2 separate regions of the Homo sapiens genome follow, and region 1 is linked to region 2. The links are chromatin loops, found by intact Hi-C in ENCODE. Cell type or tissue: psoas muscle. All regions are shown on one strand.

Region 1 (5,000 bases), 450 kb after region 2:
CATTCTGAGCAAATTATCGCAAGGACAGAAAACCAAATACCACATGTTCTCACCCATTCATAGGTGGGAACTGAACAATGAGAACACTCCCAAACACCATCACACACCAGGGCCTGTCGTGGGGTGGTGGGAGTGGGGAGGGATATCATTAGAAGATACACCTCATGTAAATGATGAGTTAATGAGTGCAGCACACCAACATGGCACATGTATACATACATAACAAACCTGCACATTGTGCACATGTACCCTAGAACTTAAAGTATAATTAAAAAAAAAAAGAGGCTTTTGAGGAGCCAGCTTTCAGGGAGCTACTTGGGAGACTAAGGCAGGAGGATCACTTGAGCACAGCAGTTTGAAGCTGTAGTGTGCCATAACTGTGCCTGTGAATAGACATTGCAGTCCAGCCTGAACAACATAGTGAGACCCCCATCTCTTTAAAAAAATCATTTTTTTAAAAGACTTTCAGGAATAGAGTCTCTCTCTTGCCTTTCCATTTTCTGCCATGGGATGATGTAGCAAGAAGGCCCTTGCCAGATGCTGTCCCCTTGATCTTGGACTTCCCATGCTCCAGAACTGTGAGAAATAAATTTCTGTTCATTATTAATTAAAAAAAAATTTGTGATCTTAAGAAAATGATAAAATCTTAGTATGAAAAATAAGATAAATATTAACTGAGCAAAATTTAGGATAGGTTCTATATTAACCTAGACCAATAACATTATGATATATATATATATAATTTTTCAATTCTATTGATTTACATATCAAAAATTAATACATGCTTATTATGCCAAAGTCTGTGTTTGAACTTGCGAAAACCACAAGTATGCATTTGAAAGCACCCCAACACTGAAAGACCTTGCTACATCGTCCAGGAAATCAATTGCTCACAAATAATATAGGGAAGTAAATAAGCAAAAATGGGTAAGATGAGAAAGAGGCAGATTTGCTCAAAGCAGAAAATATGGGCTAAGTGTAAAGGGGCCAAGCCTCAAAATTACCAGTTGGAATGTTGCTATCATAGAGAAGAAGATCTCCATTCAAATCCCTTTCCAATATGGTTAATGGTAAAGAGCCCCACTGGGGCATTAGTCAAAAAAGCAGGGTGATTGGAGACACTACTCATAAGTGTTAATGACGAAGGAGAATATATACAAAATTGCTAATAGCCAGATTGGAAACAGAATTCAAATGGGATCACTCATTTTTCCTTTCCCTGCTCTTTTTTTTTTAAATTTGCATTGTCATAAAATAAAATGCAGTTTGTTATCTATAGGTGGCAACATTTAGACTGTTCATTTTCTGACATTTTCTGAATTACATTTGGAAACAGATCTACCACCATCCTAATGGTGACAGCAAAATATAGAAATGAGAGAAAGCGCAGGAACTGGAGTTCTGAATAGAGTTTTCAAACAAAATATGAACACAGTAGCAAACATCTAGAGTTCACCTCTACCTTAAAATTATTCCTAGCATTTAGTGACCAGAGTTAGACAGTCTTATTTGAATCTGTAAAAGGCTTGGGCATTTCCACAGCTGCTAGGTCAAGGTTGGGTCATCCATGATCTTAAAGATGCTCCAAGAAACAGTCCATATTCTCTAATGTTTATGTCCTGAAAGAAAGGATCTGGTTTGTCATTTTTGTTCTGATTCCAAATGTTACATAATTAAGAGAGCCTGGGCTTCTAACACACTCAAAAGCTGCGTGAGTCATAAGGTTCAGTGTCATCCTTTTGATTCAAGCTAATTCCAAAACTATATTATGCATGGATCAGTGACCACGTAGGTGCAAAGGAAGGAGGTTGTGACAATTGACTGGAAATGGCTCTGTTCACCTGAGACCAGAAAGAGGATTTTATTAGTAGAAGAAAAGAAAAGCCAAAGATATATAGGATCTGTACATTAGGAGAACTCAGAACAGGTTGTATTCTAGTTTGTAGTGTTCTGAATGGTAATTGTGCATTTGTATATGGTTTTTAGTGATAATGTAATACAGTGGCCCCCACTTATCTGTGATTTCACTTCCTGCTAATTTAGTTACCCATGGTCAACTGCAGTCTGAAAATATTAAGTGGAAAATTCCAGAAATAAACAATTCATAAGTTTCTAAATGTATGTTTTCTGAGGAATGTGATGAAATCTCCAATGCCAACCCACTCCATCCTATACAGGATGTGGATCATCCTTTCATCCAGCATATCCACGCTGTAAATGTACCCACCCATTAGTCACTTATCCTCTGGATTATCAGGCTGTGGTGGTATTGCAGTGCTTGGGTTCAGTACTATCGCTGGTTTCAGGCATCCACTGTGGGTCTTGGAGCGTAGGCCCCGTGGATAAGGGAGGACTACTGTATAATACTGATTGTGGGGGACGTACTGAATAAAACTGATTTCTCTTTTCTTTTCAGCTGTAGTTAATTTACCTATCCTTTTCCTGAAATGCCAGTTTTGGGTATTTCATGAAAGCAGAAGACTAGAAAGATAATAAAAACCAAATGAGTGCTTGGCACATTTCTCACACTGTAATGAAACCAGAGTAATTGAGAGAGTCAGCAAATCACAGTTATCAATCAAATGGTGAATCTGGTGGGTACAGATGCCAAGTCTGATTTGCTGTTGTGGTCCAGAGAACCTGTTTTGTTTTTGTTATTTATTATTTTTGTTTGGTGTTTGCATTATTCTGAAAAACAGAAAAACACACACATTGTCCCACCAGGTGATACTTACATTTCAGCTTAAGAGTGTGGATCCAAAGTGGTATTGTAGGCTCAATTTTTAAAAGGAATCTGCCTAACAAATATCTGGACTTAAAGTGTAAAGGAAGTAGAGGAGGTGATTGCAAATATAAATAAAAAGAAAAAAGCCACTTCAATTAGTGCCTCAGTTAATCTGGATAGATTGAAAACTCACTTCCAATTCAACTCTAAAATTAATCCTCTTTGATAATATAAGGGACATTTTATGCAGTGATTTCAGAAATAATGAATTTATAAAAAAAAATAAGGAAAGGAAAAGAAAAAAAGAGAAGAAAAGGTTAAATCCCAGATCTTTGGATTTAAAAAAAAACTGTTGTCCCTCTTAAATTTTCATTTACCTCCTTTATTTGACCTTACTCCTATCCAGAAAACACAAGTAAATTGTCTTTTTTTCTTCCTTTTTTCTAATTAAAAGATTGTTTTATATATTCAGGCTGGATTCAGAACAAAAGTAATTCTCACCCTAGTGTTGAATTTTTAATATGTGAAGCTCAAAAGTTTTGAGATTTTTGGTTCCAAACATTTTACTAAATGTTAACGTTGACAAATGAGTCACCCAAGTCTTAGTTCTTATCATTTAGTTTCTGATGAAAAAAGTAACTGGCTTTAACCACAACTTAAGGGAAAGAACAGTTGCTTCTCTCCTACTGATAAAAATTTCAGCACTATAGGCAAGTTCCCTTGATGCTAATATAGATATGGTGGGCCCAACAGACAGGTGGAGTTGGCAAATAAATGTTCATTTCTTCCTTTTATGACTCAATGTTATCATGAGGGAAATTGAGAACATTTCCACAACACAGCTGTGTGGGATTCTCCAGCTCGTCTATCAAGATAACACAGTCTTTTACTCCCCTGCAGTTTGGCAACCAGTGGAGAGCTGAGTGGGAGATGGAAGATTACTCTCGAGTTCTTAGCTCCACTTGAAGTGAAAGTCGTGTTTCAGAGTTTGCTACTTCTGTTGATCAATTCAAAGTCTCTGGAGTTATTTGCAGGTTACTCTAGCTAACAGAATCATATTATCAGGACTGGATACAATTTTACAGGTCATTTAATCAGTGCTTGTGCCCCCTGTCTAGCTCACTGCAAGTCCTCTTCCAGCATGTGACTGTATACCTCTGATGAAAGAAAACCTAACACTTTCCACAGATACATTTCTATTTTTAAAGACCTCTATTTTTTAGAAGATTCTTCATTATATTTATTTTAAGCCTACCAAAATACAATTTGTATTTACTGTTTCTGAGTTTGCACTTTGAGGTCATTCATAGGAAACTGACTCCTTTTTATGCAAGTACACCCTTAAATTCTTGAAAGAAATCGTCATGTTCATTAGGTGGTTGTTCCTGTAATAAAGTCTCAAGTCTTTTCTCTTTTGGATGGGATAACTCAGCTCAATACTCAAAGCGTGATTAGATCATTAAGCAGTAAAATGTGCCTGTTACTTTGCTGACTCAATGATTGGACTTTGTCAACTAGAGTTAAGTACTTCCTATGATCTCAGCCCAGCTACAGAAAGAGAAATGGAAGACATTGCTGGCCATTTGTAGGAAGCAACGTAGTTAATGCAGACACATAGTAATAATTTATGCTTTGAATTTCTTCAAGTTTTGAAGGAAAAAAATTACATAAATAAAAATCAAATTTGGTCAGAAATGGCTCATGTGTGTAGCCCCAGCACTTTGGGAGGTCAAGGCAGGAGGACTGCTTGAGGGTAGGAGTTTGAGACCAGCCTGGGCAGCATAGCAAGACCTCATCTCTAAAAAAAAAACTTTAAAATAAAATGATCTGGGTGTAGTGGCACAGATCAACAGTGCTGATTTGTTGTCCTAGCTACTTAGGAGGTTGAGGCAGGAGATTGCTTGATCCCAAGAGGTTGAGGCCAGTGAGCTACAGTTGTGCCACTGTACTCCAGGCAGGGTAACAGAGAGAGACCCTGTCTCTAAAAACAACAACGACAACAAACAAGAAGTCAAATTTGCCATCTTCCCCCATTAGTCAATGACCTTTCCACACACTTCCAGACTCAAAATTTTATAAGTATCCTCTCATCTTCTTCATCTTTGCTATCAAATGAGTTGTCTAGTTTCACTTCATTTCTGCTACTGCCATTCTTGTCCCTGGGGCCTTATTACTAAACTAAAGGCTTAAACTCTTACAGTTTGTTTGATGTGACTTTAGTGACATCTAGCTCAACCATGCACTTATCTTGATTCCTAAGTCTTTAAAATTCTCA
Region 2 (5,000 bases):
TTCAGTTTTAAAGCTCTTTTAATATTCTTGGCAAGAGATGATGGTAACTTGAACAAGGATCAGGCAGTGGAGAGAGCATGGCGTAATCAGAGTTGGTATCAAGTTTGTGGGTAAAATTACAGCAGTGGTAATTTGACACCACTTAAAATTATGGGTTTAAGAGAAGAAGCAACACATTTAATCTTATGTCTGCCACTGAGCCAGGTCACATTTTCTGGCCTAGAGGACTTAGTGAGTTAAAAGGGAAGTCTTCTTTTCCTTTAAGTCTGGAGTCTTACTTTCTGCTCTTTGGTGAGTAGAAGTAGTTGGCTTTTCCAAATCTGCAGGGGAATAAGTTAATTGCTTCTAGTTAATACAGATTATAGGCTGCAGGCATAGGGGGATCTCCCGTTAAAAAGCTGCCGGCAAACTGGTCAATTGTCAATCCATCTCTGTCTTATAGCATCTTATAAAAATATCAAGCAACTGTCAACACACACATTCTGCCCTTTTCAATGGTTTGCCCCCATACTATAGATTCTGTGGAAAAGTTATATCCTTCCCAAGTTAGCTCATGTCAGTTTTATGGAATATTTTACCATAGCATCACCAGAGTTATCAGCTTTCCAAATTTCAAAATCTGCATGTGTAAGAGTGTGTGTGTGTGAGTGTGAGTGTGTGTTTTGCCACTAAATTCTTGAACACTAAGTGAATGCCACATATTTCAAGATGGGTAAGCAGCTCTGCTCCATGAGATCATTCATGGACCCAGGTTCTCCATCCTGTTGTTCCCCCATTCCTTAGGTTGTGCTGTCTCAGATCTTCATTGGCTTTTCATCTACAGAAGCAGAAAGAGAGAGAGTTGAGGTCAAGGACTTTCCTTTTAAGAAAATAGCATGAAAGTTGCACACATCTCTTCTGATCATCATGCGTCCAGAGCTAGCTGTAGGGAGGCTTTAGTGACCATATGCCCAGCTAAATCTTTTTCTTTTTAATATATATATTTTTTATTATACTTTAAGTTCTAGGGTACATGTGCACAACGTGCAGGTTTGTTACATATGCATACACGTGCCATGTTGGTGTGCTGCACCCATTAACTTGTCATTTACATTAGGTATATCTCCTAATGCTATCCCTCCCCCCTCCCCCCACCCCACAACAGGCACCAGTGGGTGATGTTCCCCTTCCTGTGTCCAGGTGTTCTCATTGTTCAATTCCCACCTATGAGTGAGAACATGTGGTGTTTGTTTTTTTGTCCTTGCAATAGTTTGCTGAGAATGTTGGTTTCCAGCTTCATCCATGTCCCTACAAAGGACATGAATTCATCCTTTTTTATGGCTGCATAGTATTCCATGGTGTATATGTGCCACATTTTCTTAATCCAGTCTATCATTGTTGGACATTTGGGTTGGTTCCAAGTCTTTGCTATTGTGAGTATTGCCGCAGTAAACATACGTATGCATGAGTCTTTATAGCAGCATGATTTATATTCTTTTGGGTATATACCCAGTAATGGGATGGCTGGGTCAAATGGTATTTCTAGTTCTAGATCCCTGAGGAATCGCCACACTGTCTTTCACAATGGTTGAACTAGTTTACAGTCCCACCAACAGTGTAAAAGTGTTCCTATTTCTCCACATCCTCTCCAGCACCTGTTGTTTCCTGACTTTTTAATGATCGCCATTCTGACTGGTGTGAGATGGTATCTCATTGTGGTTTTGATTTGCATTTCTCTGATGGCCAGTGATGACAAGCATTTTTTCATTTTACCATCAGAGTGAACAGGAAACCTACAGAATAGGAGAAAATTTTTGCAATCTACTCATCTGACAAAAGGCTAATATCCAGAATCTACAAAGAACTCAAACAAATTTACAAGCACAAAACGAACAACCCCATCAACAAGTGGGCAAAGGACATGAACAGACACTTCTCAAAAGAAGACATTTATGCAGCCAACAGACACATGAAAAAATGCTCATCATCACTGCCCAGCTAAATCTTGACTTCTATTGAAGAAGTGAAGGATGGATTTTGTAAGCCTACCAGCAGCCAAAGGAGACTAAGAGGAGTCATTCAGGAATATGAGGGTTATGAAGACAGTGGTGTCCCAGAAACCAAGGAGAAGAGGATGTTGCATGAAGAAGGAGATGATGGTTTCACTTTGGTTACATTTATCCAAATGCCCCGTCCAACTCTTCAGTGTCCCTAGTAAAATCTGGTATAGAGATGGACACTGTTTTTTAGGTGAGGCCTGCTGAGTGTGGAGAGTTGTGAAAAATTTTTCCCTTAAATTGAGAATGTTTTAAATAATGCAGCCTATGTTTTCTTTAAGTAACAAGGCCATCCCACTGACTCACACTGATCTTGTTCTCAGCAAAAAACTCCCTGCTCTTCCTCATATTAATTGCCATAAAAACAAGTCACTTCTATCATGCATTTGGCTCATTGAGTTATGAAAATATGTAGGTATTTCGTTTCTTTTTATGTAAATTTATGCTGGTTTTAGTCCATCATTTGAAGTCCAGAAGTCTTCTGGAACTTAACTGTGTCTGTATTAGTTGTCTTTTCCATCTTGTGGTTTATGGTAAAATTAATAAAAGGCCTTGCAAACCAGTAACAACAGCTGCCGTTTACTGTGTGCCTATTGCTCAATGCCTGTTGATAGAGTCCACTGGGGTGCTGGCTGGCTGCCCTCTCATTTAATTTTTGAACATTCTCATAAGGTCATTTTGTTTGTTTGTTTTCTGGCCTGAGTATTGTATTAATTACATAAAAGAAAACTTTGGGGAAATATTGTTAATTTTTGACAGGATTTTCCAACACTAATACTAGTACTGTTATTACAGCTACCATACAACTCTGACCACTAAAGAATTTTTGTTTTTAAGAATTTGGAAATTATTTTATTATGATATCATTTATGTACATTAAAATTCATTCTCATTGGTGCACAGTTCTATTTGTTTTGACAAGCTCACACAGTCATGTAACCATCACCACAATCAAAATATAGAACAGTTTTAATAACAATTTCTTTATGTTCTTTATAGTCATACCTTCCCTCACCCACTTTATGTCCCTAACATTTTGCCTTTTCCAAAAATGGAACATAAATTGAATTATATTGTATGTAGCTTTTTGTGTCTGGATTGTTTCATTCAGGGTAATGCATTAAGATTTGCCCATGTTTCTGTGTGCCTTAGTAGTCTATTCCTTTGCATTGCTGAGGAGTACCCATTGTATGGAGGTATCACAGGTGTTTTATCCACTATTTGGAGAATATTTGGTTTGTATTTAGTTTTGGACAGTTATGAATACAGTTTCTATAAACATTCATGTACCATTTTTTGTATAAACATCAGTTTTTATTTCTCTTAGGTAAATACTTACTAGTAGAATTACTGAATTATATGGTATGTATGTTTGTTCAAACATGTGAAAAACGACCAAACTGTTTTCCAAAGTAACCATTCTATTTTTCAGTCTCACAGCAAGTAGGAACATTCTAGTTACTTTATATGCTTACCAGTCTTTTGTCAAATATATGATTCACAAATATTTTCTCCCAGTCTATGGCTTTTCTTTTCACTTTATTAATAGTGTCTTTCGTAGTGCAGAAGTTTTTTTTACAAAGTCCAATATAGCAACATTTTCTTATATAAATTGCACTTTTGGTGTTATATGTAAGAAATCTTTGCCTAATCCATGATTACACTGATTTTCTCCTATTGTCTCTTTCTAGAAATTCTATACTTTTATATTTTACATTTTAATATATGATGCATTTTGGGTTTTTTTATATAGCAGGAGATATGAGTTGATATTCATCTTTTACATGTGAATATTCAGTTTTTCCAGTACTATTTCTTCAGAAGACTCTCCTTGTCAATTAAAATACCTCTGCTCTTTTGTCAAAAATAAATGAAGTTTATATAAGTGGGACTATTTCTGGACTGTCTGTTTGATCTATGTATCTATTTTGTAAAGTAGATTTTAATGTATGTATTATATAGATGAGAAAATTAGTTTCAAAGAGGTTAAGTAACCTGCTCAACATCATCTTAGATACACACGAGTTAAGATTAGTCAATGAATTCATAAAAATGTTTTTGAGTATTAGACCTACACTCACTTTCACTCTGCTTTTACTCACCACTGGATCCAGCTTTGAGGGTTTCAGTGATCCATTGGTCTGTATTTAATAATAATAATATCTAACATTTAGTAAATTTTTGCTATGTGCCTGGTATGATATTGAGTTCTTTGTGTGTGCCATATTGTTTAAGCATCACTTCACCTCTTTAGAGAGGCTACTATTATGCCTTGTCACAAGATAGAAGTGGGGCATAGAGATATTATATGACTGCCTTGAGGTCATGGGGCTTCTAAATAGGAGAGCTGAAATTTGAACTCAGGTCCTCCCACTTGCTCTTAACCATTATACTATTCTGCCAATGGAAAGTCTAACTGTGAAACAAATCAAGATGCTGCCACATTTATTGGTACCTAGTCTATATTTTCTATTGTATCTTTATGGATTTTTAAAAAGATTTTATTCTTTCGACAGTTTACTGAGAATGATGATTTCCAATTTCATCTATGTCCCTACAAAGGACATGAACTCATCATTTTTTATGGCTGCATAGTATTCCATGGTGTATATGTGCCACATTTTCTTAATCCAGTCTATCATTGTTGGACATTTGGGTTGGTTCCACAGTAAACTATCGCAAGAACAAAAAACCAAACACCGCATATTCTCACTCATAGGTGGGAATTGAACAATGAGAACACATGGACACAGGAAGGGGAATATCACACTCTGGGGACTGTTGTGGGGTGGGGGGAGAGGGGAGGGATAGCATTGGGAGATATACCTAATGCTAGATGACGAGTTAGTGGGTGCAGCACACCAGCATGGCACATGTATACATATGTAACTAACCTGCACATTGTGCACATGTACCCTAAAACTTAAAGTATAATAATAAATAAATAAATAAAAAGATTTTATA

Evidence for each region. Peaks named below come from ENCODE experiments on the same cell type or tissue, not always from the same donor. Only the 100,000 strongest peaks of a DNase experiment are listed, where the experiment ranks them.
Region 1: a loop joins it to region 2, with 6 times the contacts of the local background. A loop is called at or near these places in 1 of 110 quality-filtered maps.

Annotation. Positions count from the first base shown.
Region 1 is chr4:79,675,170-79,680,169 of GRCh38, forward strand. All of the region lies in intron 2 of LINC02469 (long intergenic non-protein coding RNA 2469), which reads left to right. Among named protein-coding and RNA genes, the nearest start is that of LINC02469, 14 kb to the left of the region's middle. In psoas muscle, no CTCF peak of the experiment used is centred here; no DNase peak of the experiment used is centred here.
Region 2 is chr4:79,225,454-79,230,453 of GRCh38, forward strand. The region is part of intron 4 of LINC01088 (long intergenic non-protein coding RNA 1088); the gene reads left to right. It also overlaps a transcript of NAA11 not described here. Among named protein-coding and RNA genes, the nearest start is that of NAA11, 98 kb to the right of the region's middle. In psoas muscle, no CTCF peak of the experiment used is centred here; a DNase peak (open chromatin) is centred at 2,678.